Linked DNA regions of Mus musculus: region 1 is linked to region 2. Evidence: chromatin loops called from intact Hi-C (ENCODE). Cell type or tissue: left cerebral cortex. All regions are shown on one strand. Each heading gives the region's core, and the rest is flanking DNA. Links, peaks and the distances in the headings are about the cores only.

What was found. Hi-C counts contacts between places; a loop is a spot of excess contacts. Peaks named below come from ENCODE experiments on the same cell type or tissue, not always from the same donor. Only the 100,000 strongest peaks of a DNase experiment are listed, where the experiment ranks them.
Region 1: a loop joins it to region 2, with 3 times the contacts of the local background. A loop is called at or near these places in 2 of 42 quality-filtered maps.

What each region holds. Positions count from the first base shown.
Region 1 is chr3:46,337,907-46,343,295 of GRCm38, forward strand. No RefSeq gene overlaps it. Among named protein-coding and RNA genes, the nearest start is that of Gm26081, 51 kb to the left of the region's middle. In left cerebral cortex, for the core only: no CTCF peak of the experiment used is centred there; DNase peaks (open chromatin) are centred at 2,434, 3,006 and 3,981; H3K27ac peaks cover 655 bases.
Region 2 is chr3:46,580,722-46,586,110 of GRCm38, forward strand. No RefSeq gene overlaps it. Among named protein-coding and RNA genes, the nearest start is that of Pabpc4l, 140 kb to the left of the region's middle. In left cerebral cortex, for the core only: no CTCF peak of the experiment used is centred there; DNase peaks (open chromatin) are centred at 2,791 and 3,187; H3K27ac peaks cover 1,287 bases.

The DNA.
Region 1 (5,389 bases), core at 204-5,203, 240 kb before region 2:
CTACTAAGAAAATATCAATTGTTTGGCATCCATATAATCTATCAAAAATTCCAAATTATCCAAAAATCCTCACATTTCTTTGCTTCTGTTATAATTATTTTTATTTTCTCTGAGTCTTTTGGATGCTTATTTTGTTAGAAGAGTTTCCTATTCAAAACTTTTAAAAATCAATTACATAACCTGGATTTCAATTTCTAAGTCAACTCTGAGCTTGTAAAGGGGTTTCATTTGGAAATAAGCTTGACATTCAAAGCTCACACCACTGCCTCCAGGGCTGCTTAGCACAGGATGTAATCCTCACAAAAATAGTATTTGATCCCAGGGAGGAGAAAAGAGATAATGGATTGCTTCTCTGAACAAAAACCCCATAAAAGCAAGTTTCTGGGTGTACTGGCTAGTTTTGTGTCAACTTGACACAGCTGGAGTTACCACAGAGAAAGGAGCTTCAGTTGAGGAAATGCCTCCATGAGATCCAACTGTAAGGCATTTTCTCAATTAGTGACCAAGGGGGAAAGGCCCCTTGTGGGTGGGACCATCTCTGGGCTGGTAGTCTTAGGTTCTATAAGAGAGCAAGCTGAGCAAGCCAGATGAGGCAAGCCAGTAAAGAACATCCCTCCATGGCCTCTGCATCAGCTCCTGCTTTCTTACCTGCTTGAGTTCCAGTCCTGACTTCCTTGGTGATGAACAGCAGTATGGAAGTGTAAGCCGAATAAACCCTTTCCTCCCCAACTTGCTTCTTGGTCATGATGTTTTGTCCAGGAATAGAAACCCTGACTAAGACAAATTGGTACCAGAAGTGGGGTATTCCTGTGACAACCTGACCATGTTTTGGGGAGGACTGTGGATGGACTTTGGAACTTTGGGCTTAAAGATCCATCCGTTGTTAAGAGCTCTGTCAGATGTTGTGTAGGAGCTTGGAAGATAATGTTGAGAACACTGCAGAAGATGGAGGTCTGGTTTGTGAAATTTCAGAGGGAAAATTAAAGACTCTTTTCAGGGCCATTGCTGTTTTGAATGTGAAGATTCTGTAGTTCTGGTTAGCTGGGGCTGAAGAATCAGCTGTGATTAACAAGATACCAGAACTACCAAAGCAAAAACTTTGCATTACTGGGACTATTGATGCTGGTTAGCTGGAGCTAAGAAATTAGCGGTGATTAAGAAGAGACCAGCATCATTGAGGTGACATCTTCTGGGAAGTGTTTTCTGAAAGCACAAAGATGCTGTGTTCCAGAGATGGCCAAGGTTGTACTCCTGCTGCAGCAGGACTTGGTAATATGTAAGGGTCACCCAGGTGGTACTGGTTTTGAAGGCATGAAGGGGTCACGCAAAGCAGCTGAGGCTCGGCACTGTGAGAGGCCATGGAAGGCCATTGCTGAAGGTACAGCCTCAGTTGCAATTGAAGGCCCAGGACTGAAGGGGTCATGCAGTGTTTCGGAGATGCCAGTACCATGAGATGACCACCAAGAGCAGCAGCAGCAGTGGAGTACAGGCATCTGGAGCCTAGAGGATGACGTGTGTGCTACAAAGGGCCTGGCTGGAGAAGTGACCCAAGCCCTTGGAGGAGCCCAGAAGATCGTGAGTTGGATCCCAGACATTGGACGGTTAGAGATTGACTTTTGCTTTTGATTGTGACTGTGCCCTGATATTTTCCCTCTTGAAGGAAGAAACTGTTTTAGTGGAGCCCACAGTTAAGAGACTTTTAATTGTAAAAAGACTTTGGATTTTAAAAGAGATGGACATTTTAAAGAGTTTGAAATTTTAAGAATATGTAAAGACTGTGGGACTTTTAAAGTTATTTAGATATTGGGGATGAATAAGATTGTAAGAGTTGAGGCTTACTAATGATGTGTTTGTGTGTCAAGTTGACAAGGGGTCAATTGTACTGGCTAGTTTTGTGTCAACTTGACACAGCTGGAGTTACCACAGAGAAAGGAGCTTCAGTTGAGGAAATGCCTCCATGAGATCCAACTGTAAGGCATTTTCTCAATTAGTGACCAAGGGGGAAAGGCCCCTTGTGGGTGGGACCATCTCTGGGCTGGTAGTCTTAGGTTCTATAAGAGAGCAAGCTGAGCAAGCCAGATGAGGCAAGCCAGTAAAGAACATCCCTCCATGGCCTCTGCATCAGCTCCTGCTTTCTTACCTGCTTGAGTTCCAGTCCTGACTTCCTTGGTGATGAACAGCAGTATGGAAGTGTAAGCCGAATAAACCCTTTCCTCCCCAACTTGCTTCTTGGTCATGATGTTTTGTCCAGGAATAGAAACCCTGACTAAGACACTGGGTTGCTGCCATTCTCACCAATAGGAACCAACAAGCCACACTAACCTCTCTGCAGTCACAATTTTGTAGCATCTGCAGACATCATTTTGGACAAGATATATATTGTAATGGCCCGTCCCTGTTCACTTATGCAATACTTCTTTTAATAGCATCCCCTATTTCTATCTGGAAAGAGAAACAAAAAGGTGAAATGTTGCTGTGAATGGAAAGAAGTGAAAACACATTTGAAAGCGGAGCAGCAGCCATGGTAAGGTTGCTCTTCTCCTGCCTCCTCTGTAATCTCTCAGTCAGCCTGATGTTTCTTTGGGAAATCCAAGAAACCTATAATACATTTCAATCTGTCAAAGTAAAAATATCAAACAATTTTTAAATTAGAGACAATCTGCTCCAATATATAATTTTACTGTGAGTAAACTAATATCTAAGTCCTCCTTATATGAAAAATAAGCAGTGATAAATATTAAAACATGTCCAGTAAACACTACAACTTTGAAAATAGATATTGCATGATCTTATTCAAGGAAATCAGAGATTGGATTAATCAAAACCCTTGTATTCTGCTAGGCTATTCTATACTAAGAAACAACTTGCTTTCTGTCATTCAGTATCCACATTGAAAAGTGTCAGTTTTGAAAACTATTCCACTGTGTATACTGAATGTGTGAATATGGAAATGTAACCTAGATGCATATACACTTGCTCTCTTTCTATAACAGGGATAAAACAGGGAGAGCTTTTTTTTTTTTTTTTTTTTTTTACTGTTTCTAAATACACAGTCAAACATAAATCAAGTTCTCTCAATGCCACAGCTATTGTATCTTTGCAAAATCACCTCGCTTGGAAGAGGAACTGAAGGTTAATTTTCAATAGAAAACAGAGCCACGTATGACAGCTCTGATAATGTCACATCAGGAACTTACAGAACATCCTGTTCTGTGAGCAATCTTCTATCAACTGTTTATAACAAGACACTCTGGACTTGCCCATATTAAAAGGGCAGTCACTTAAGAAAAACATAATCATATTACTGAGGCTTATTAATGAGGGAAATATAACTTGAAGTGACATGATTCTGTAAATAGGACTTTGATCCAAAAAAACCCACAACAAACAAAATAAAACAAAAACAAACATATTTCCTGCCAAAGTCAAAATGGTGAAAGGAATTGTTGGGAAAAATAATATAAGTTAAGATGCCAGCATTGACAACTTTGCATTATTATAAATCTTAAAGAGATGTATAAATGAGTTTTGGTATATGTGTTATCTGAGTAATAAAAATCACTAGCTGTATTTAAATATTTCTATATATTTTCTTATGAATTAAATATTGATGTTCTAGATATGCAAGTGTAGAAAGGGTATCTGGAGTTTAGAAATTGCTTTGCGAAAAGCTTCAGTAGAGTATATTGTTCAGCTGAAGAAGAAGAAGAAGAAGAAGGAGGAGGAGGAGGAGGAGGAGGAGGAGGAGGAGGAGGAGGAGGAAGAGGAGGAGGAGGAGCTTAAGTGCTTTCGTCCTGCATTGGGGGTAGAGGAAGAGGACGATTTTGAGAGATAGAAGAAAGTCACAGTGGAAAAGGAAATGAGAATGAGGAAATAAGGGCAGCAGTATCCGAATTTGGAGGAGATGTGATAAAGGAAATTGAGTAAAAATAGGTAGCATGGGGGATGAAGAACTGAGGATAGCTACTAGTGAGTCCAAGACACCAGAGAAATGTGAGGTTCCCAGGACCCAATGGGAATGACTTTAGCAGCAATCCTCAGAGAAGGGAAGATAGAACCTGTGGAGACCTCCTCTAGTAGATAGGCATGGCCCCTGGTTGAGGGACAGAGCCACATACCCATCTCATTTTTTTTTTAAATCCAGAAGTGCTCTTGTCCAAAGGAAGAACAGGGACCAAAACTGGAACAGAGACTGAAGAAAGGGCCAACCAGAGAATGGCTCCACCTTTGGATACATCATGTCTGCAGACACCAAACCCAGCACTGTTGCTATGGTCATGAGGTACTTGCAGACAGGAACCAAGTGTGGCAGTTCCTGGGGTGATCCGGCCAGCAACTGACCAAACCAGAGGCAGATGCTTGGAGCCAACTATCAGGCTGAACTCAGGGACCGTGTTGGAGGATCTGGCAGAGCTATAGGAGCAAAGGGGCATTGCAACCCTATTAGAAGAACAAAATAAGGAGCTAGAGAAAGTACCCAAGGAGCTAAAGAGGTCTGCAACCCTATAGGAGGAACAACAATATGAACTAACTAGTACCCCGCCCCCCAGAGCTGTTTCTCTAGTTGCATATGTAGCAGAGGTTGGCCTAGTCTGCCATCAATGGGAGGAGAGGCCTTTGGTCTTGTGAAGATCATATGCCCCAGTACAGGGGAATGCCAGGGCCAGGAAGCAGGTGCGGGTGTGCTGGGGAGCAGGGCGGGGATAGGGTATAGGGGGCTTTGGTGATAGCATTTGAAATGTAAATGAGGAAAATATCTAATAAAAAAGAGAAAAAAGAAAAAAAAAAAAAGGAACAAAATATGATGGCCTGACCATCCAGTTCTCCCAGAAAAAAGACTACCAACCAAGGGATTTCTGGCTCTAGATACATATGTAGCAGAGGATGGCCTTGACAGACAGCAACTGGAGAGGTGGTCCTTGATCTCAGAGAGGTTTGGTGTCCAAGAGTAGAGAGATTCTGGAGCGGTGGGGCAGGAGAGTGTGGGTGGGCGGGGAAGCACTCTCAAACAGAAAGAAGGGAGGAGGGGAAGGCAGATCTGTGGAGGGGTAACCGTGAAATGGGATATCATGGGATGAGGGTTTGGTGCAGGGGGTAACCAGAGTGTGGGATATTATTTAAGATTTAAACAAATGGAATGATTAATAATACTAAAAGAAAAATTTAAAAAAATAATAAGGAAAAGAAAAGTGATATCTACTCACCTCAGCCCAATTACCAAATAAAACAAAACATGGAAACAGCCTGTTTCTTCTAAAAAGCAACAGTGTTGCACATACAGGAATTAAAAATCAACCAGGGCAGGAAGAAGACAAGAGAAGAGACAGTTGCACAGCTACTTCAAACATTTCTTTATATGGTTTGTTGGGATGAGTATTTGCCATTTATT
Region 2 (5,389 bases), core at 84-5,083:
ACATGTGTATGCTTACCTCTGGCTGAAAAGTAACTACTGTTCAGACAGCTATGTTTTGCCATTGCAGAGAGAAAAGTGGGCCAATTTTACACCTTTGACATTCTCACATTTATTTTTGGCAGTTCTAAGCCTACCGAGTTATAAAACAACATCTATACCTATTATGAACCATTTGGTCAAAGATGAAGACTTTGTATTTTGTATTGTTGTTGAAATAGATATTTCTTCTTATTAAAACAACCTAACCACATTCATTCCTTCCAGTTGCCCCCTACTCCCACACCTCTTCTGCAGAGCTATGCTCAATCTCCTTTCAGAAAAAGCAGTCCTCTGAGAAATGGCTGTGAAACAAGACAAAGTAAGATACAGAACAGAAGATCTTCATAGCAAGGCAATACAAGACAATGAAAACGATGAGAAGAGTCTCAAAGACAGCCAAAACAAGTAGAGATACAGCCACTCAATTAGGAGTCCCATAAGAAGACAAGACTAATCACAATAATACATGAGCAGGGGACCTAAGCAATCCCTGTGTTTGTCACTCCAGTCTCTGTGAGCCTAAGTGAGCCCTCTTTGTTGGATTTGGTGGGACATGTTCTTCTGGTGTCCTCCATCTCATCTGACTCCTATAATCTAATTCATCCCCCTTTTGAAGCATCCTCAATCTTCTGGAGAAGAAGCTAATGGAGACATTAAATTTAGTCTCTCTTTGTGCATAATGGCTGGCTGTGAATCTCTGCATCTCTTCTCATCTGCTGCCAGAAGAAGTCTCACAAATTACAGCTGAACAGGGCAGAAATCTAGGAGTACAGAAAAATATTATTAGGAAATATTTCTTTTTTTTTTTTTTTTTTTTTTTTTTTGCCAGTCTGGTTTGTTTACCCTAATTTTCTGGGCCATCCAGCCTTTAGTTTCTGGCCATCCACACAATTAGCACATGGCACCCCTGTCATGTCTTGAGCCTCACAAGTTCAACTAAATATTGATTGGCCACATCCAAATGTGCAGTGCTACCATTACTAGAAAACATCATGTAGGCAGGGTAGATTGTAGGTTGAAGGTTTTGTGGCTGGGTGGGGATCAGGCCTTTCTTTCTGTAGTCTGCAGAGAAGTTTTGATGTGGCAGAGAGTAGTACACAGCGGTAGAGACTCCATGCAGGCATCATTTTGACCTTTCTATATTCATTGAGCTCTGCAGATGTTGTTCTAGGGATTTGGATCCATTGTCAGTTGTCAGAGAGTGACTGTCATCTGCCCCAGCATCAGCCTAGGATATTTATGAATTTCCACAGGATCCCCTCTATCATCAACTCAAAAAAAAAAATGTGACCCAGTTTTACCACCAGAATCCTTGCTAAATTACAAAAGATGGCCTGGGTAGACCTCATATCTACCATTAGTCACTGCGGTCATCTTCAGAGATTCCAGGAAGTTCACACTGAACTAAGTTTCCAAATGACACTCCCAATTGCAGCTGTTTCTGTTAAAACTCTCTACCTTCATCTCCCCGATAGTTGGTCCCTCCAGCTCCCATTCCCACCTTCCTTGAGTACACCTATAAAATTTAATTTATTTCCCCTTCCCAGGCAGGTTCTTGGTCCTTCCACATTACCTAACTTCTCTGGGTCTGTAGGTTGTATCTTGATTATCATTCACTTATCAGCTAATATCCACTATGAAGTGAGTACATATTTGTTTTTATGGGTCTGGATTATGTCATTTAGGATCATTAATTTTTTTAGTGGCATTGATTTGCCTCGAAATTTAAACACAGCTGAGTAATATTCCATTGTGTAAATGTATCATATCTTCTTTATCCATTCTTCTGTTGAGGAACATCTAGTTCTCAGTTTTCCATTTTCTGGCTATTGTGAACAAAGCCACAATGAATATAGTTGAGCAACAGTTCTTGCAGTTGAATGGAGCCGAATGATATAGTTGGGTCTTGAGATAGATCAAAACCCAATTTTCTGAGGAACTGTGATAATTGATTTCCATAATGGCTATATAAGATTGCACTTGCACCAACAATGGAGAAGTGTTCCCTAGCTTCACCCCTTCATGATCATGAGCCATCACTCTTACCATTGATCTTAGCCATTCTGATAGATACAAGGTGGAATCTCAAAGGAGTTTTGATTTGCATTTCCTGGAGGGCTAGGGATGTTGAACATTTCCTTAAATGTTTCCTAGTCATTTGCAATCCTGTTATTGAGAATTCTCAGAAGATATGTCTCATGAAAAGTCCTTCTTCTATTCCCATGGGTGACTTTGCTGATCTATAACTTATTTGCAATGCCAACTACTTCCCCTCTATTGGGTTATTTCCTTCTTGATTCTATCCCAACTAAAATAAGTCCTCATTATGATAAAATTTCTATCAAGTGTTACCTTCTTCCTCAAATACATTTCCTGAATGGGAATTCACAATAATTACTTCTGTGTCTTTTCTTTGATTTTTAGTTCCAGTAAAAAGCTATTTCTTCATTCCTTCAGAGTACTATTTTTTATTCAGCATCTTCTCATTGACCCATCTTGTTCATTAAAAATACTCTTGAGAATTTGAATTCTCCTCAATCTCTCTTTATTTAAATCCAAATCACCATTCATTGTCAATTCTCTCACTGCACCCACCCAATTTTCTCTATTTTCACCGTGTGAGAGTTTTTTTTTTTCCACCACCCTCCTTTTCTCCAGGACTGTTAACATTGCTTCTCTATGGGTCTCCTTCCATTTTTTTTCTTTCCCCTTTCTCATCCACCCTCACTCTAAGCAGAGGGTATGTGTGGGACTGTGACTGAGACATCCCTCCTACTATTCCTGTCAGAAGAACATGCAGAATGGATATCTACTTTGTAAAAATAACTCAAAATTGCATAGAAAGACATATTGCTCCATATGGTCCTATTCCATTTGCCAGACTCATATAATCCACATCAACTTTCCTACTAAAACATATTTATTTGCAGGCTTTTTCAGGGTAGAAAATCATTGAGTCATTGTCATGAGGATACCAATTATGATTCATTAATACTTTTTAAAATTCCTGTGGAAAGAAGGGAAGAAATTGTACCTATTACTTACCATATTTTGGACCTAACTTCAGAAAATTCTAATGTTTTGATGCAATGTTGCAATGGTGAGAGATATATTATAGGAGAACTGTATGTAATGAAGAGACACATTTGATGTGAGGGTGTAGCATCCTGAAATCTGTAGTAACACGGATGCTTATGATCCTGAAGTAGGAATTAAGATTCGATTCATAAAGCCTTGACAGGCATAGGATATGTTGTAAAATATTAGTATCATTTGTAAAAGTTGTAAGAATGAGGTGCCAAGAGAATCTTTCATTGTGACTAGTAGTCTTTAAATAATTTTATGAAGAGTGGATGCACAACCTGGAACTATGCAGACACAAACTAAAGAAAACAACACTTCCCAGCATTCAAGGCCAAATTTGGTTATATATATATATGAAAGGAAAACCGTGAAAGCATACACTTACTGCTTTGCTTGCTTTTTGCTTTGTTTTGCTCTGTTTCTCTTATTAAGGCAGAATAGTATCTATGCCATTTTCTTCTTGTCTCTTCTGCATTCCTGGGTAACTAAGTAGACATGGTATCCGTCCAAGCAATATGTAGAGAAACAAGAAACTAGTTCACTATACCCATTCCATGCCAATGGTTCTTTGTTGGAGTCAGTAATAATTGGCTTCTCCACTATAACAGAGGAATGATTTAATGAAAAGATCATCCTTAAAAGCAATGGAGTAGTTATTCAAATTAAACATTTTAAATTTAGTTTGAAAGTAGTTACTAGTATATGTGTATATAGTGTATACATTTGTGTATATGTGTCCATATGTTTTGGCTTTATGAATATTTGTGTACATATGTATATACATACACATATATGTTATATATATACAATATGAAAAGGAAGATAAAAAGGACATATGAATAGCAAAAATAAGTTATGTTTTAATACTTGCAGATGACAGGATGCTATACTTTACTGCTCACAAAAAATGCTACATAAACACAAAATCACAAATTGCCAAACTAAACAAAATATCACAAAAATATTCTTTATGAACGAGGAGTTGGTATATGTCAATTATAAATTTACTGAGGAAAAATATGGAAAATAATTCCATTCATGGCAACTTCAAAAATTAATGCCTAAAATGAAGTTAATCTAGTATGTTAAAGTCTATTCAGGTCTCTTGAGGATGCCTGTAAATACATCTACAAACTATATCTTTCCACTTTTTTCTTCCATGCAGCAAAGCAGATATCTTACCTCTTCAGCATACCTTTGCCTTTATATACTGAGTTATATCCTCAAGAGCCCGAGGCATGCAGCAAAGTACTGAATTCACAAAATTATAAACAAAAGATCCTTTTACTACTAATGTTTATTATAGTAGACATTTGTTAAATTACAGCAAATGTGTAGAGAGGTAATTTTACTTGAAAACGTGAAAGTGATAATATTATTCTTATTTTAAAGATTCAATTGCTAACTATAGCTAAGTGAAACTTATATTTGAAATGAAAAGCCAATATCATTATCACAAGAACACAATAATATAACCTTCATCTTAAGGTTGTTAGTATAATATAGCAGAGAATTTCCAACACTGAAGTTGCCATTAACAGGAAACAGCTTTACTTATGGAACATGTCCATTTCATTGCTTTGGTTTGAGAATTCAAAATTAGGAAACAAATATTATGGCTTATTAATTTTAATTCAATCCTCACTACATTTGATGACTAATATAACTGACTGTCTACTCTAATACACACGAAATCAGAGTCTAAAAATTATTACTGTGGGAAGAGTAATTCTTGGACTTTGTCAAAGTGGTCTTAATTTATATTTGCTTCCATTCATTTTTCCTAGTTCATTTATCTTCCCTGTACTTTCAAATGAGTTTGTGAAGTTTGCAGAATTGGTGCTGCAGTGAAAATCAGTTCCACCTTCAGGTAATGCTTCACACGTACAGCTTTCTCCACTCGTGTATTTTCAGCTTCAACTGTCACATTTGAAAATAAATTAGAGAGTCACCATTCACTGGCTATTGAAGTTCATGAATTAATTGACTTGAATGTTTAGGCTTTCTTTGATCTAAGCTATTTTCTCGGTAATACTGTGATTTACCTGACATTAAAGGGCAAACTGAGCAATGAGCTTCTGTGCTACATTCACACACAACGGAACCAGGATGCCAATGAGTGGCATTAATTGCAGTTGGGATATTTACATAGCAGCAGGCTGCAAATATAACATTTTGGGATATACCAAATGTCAGATATTATTATCATACTCACACCAGTGGGAGATATAGTAATTTCATCCCATCCAGCTGATATAGTTTAAAG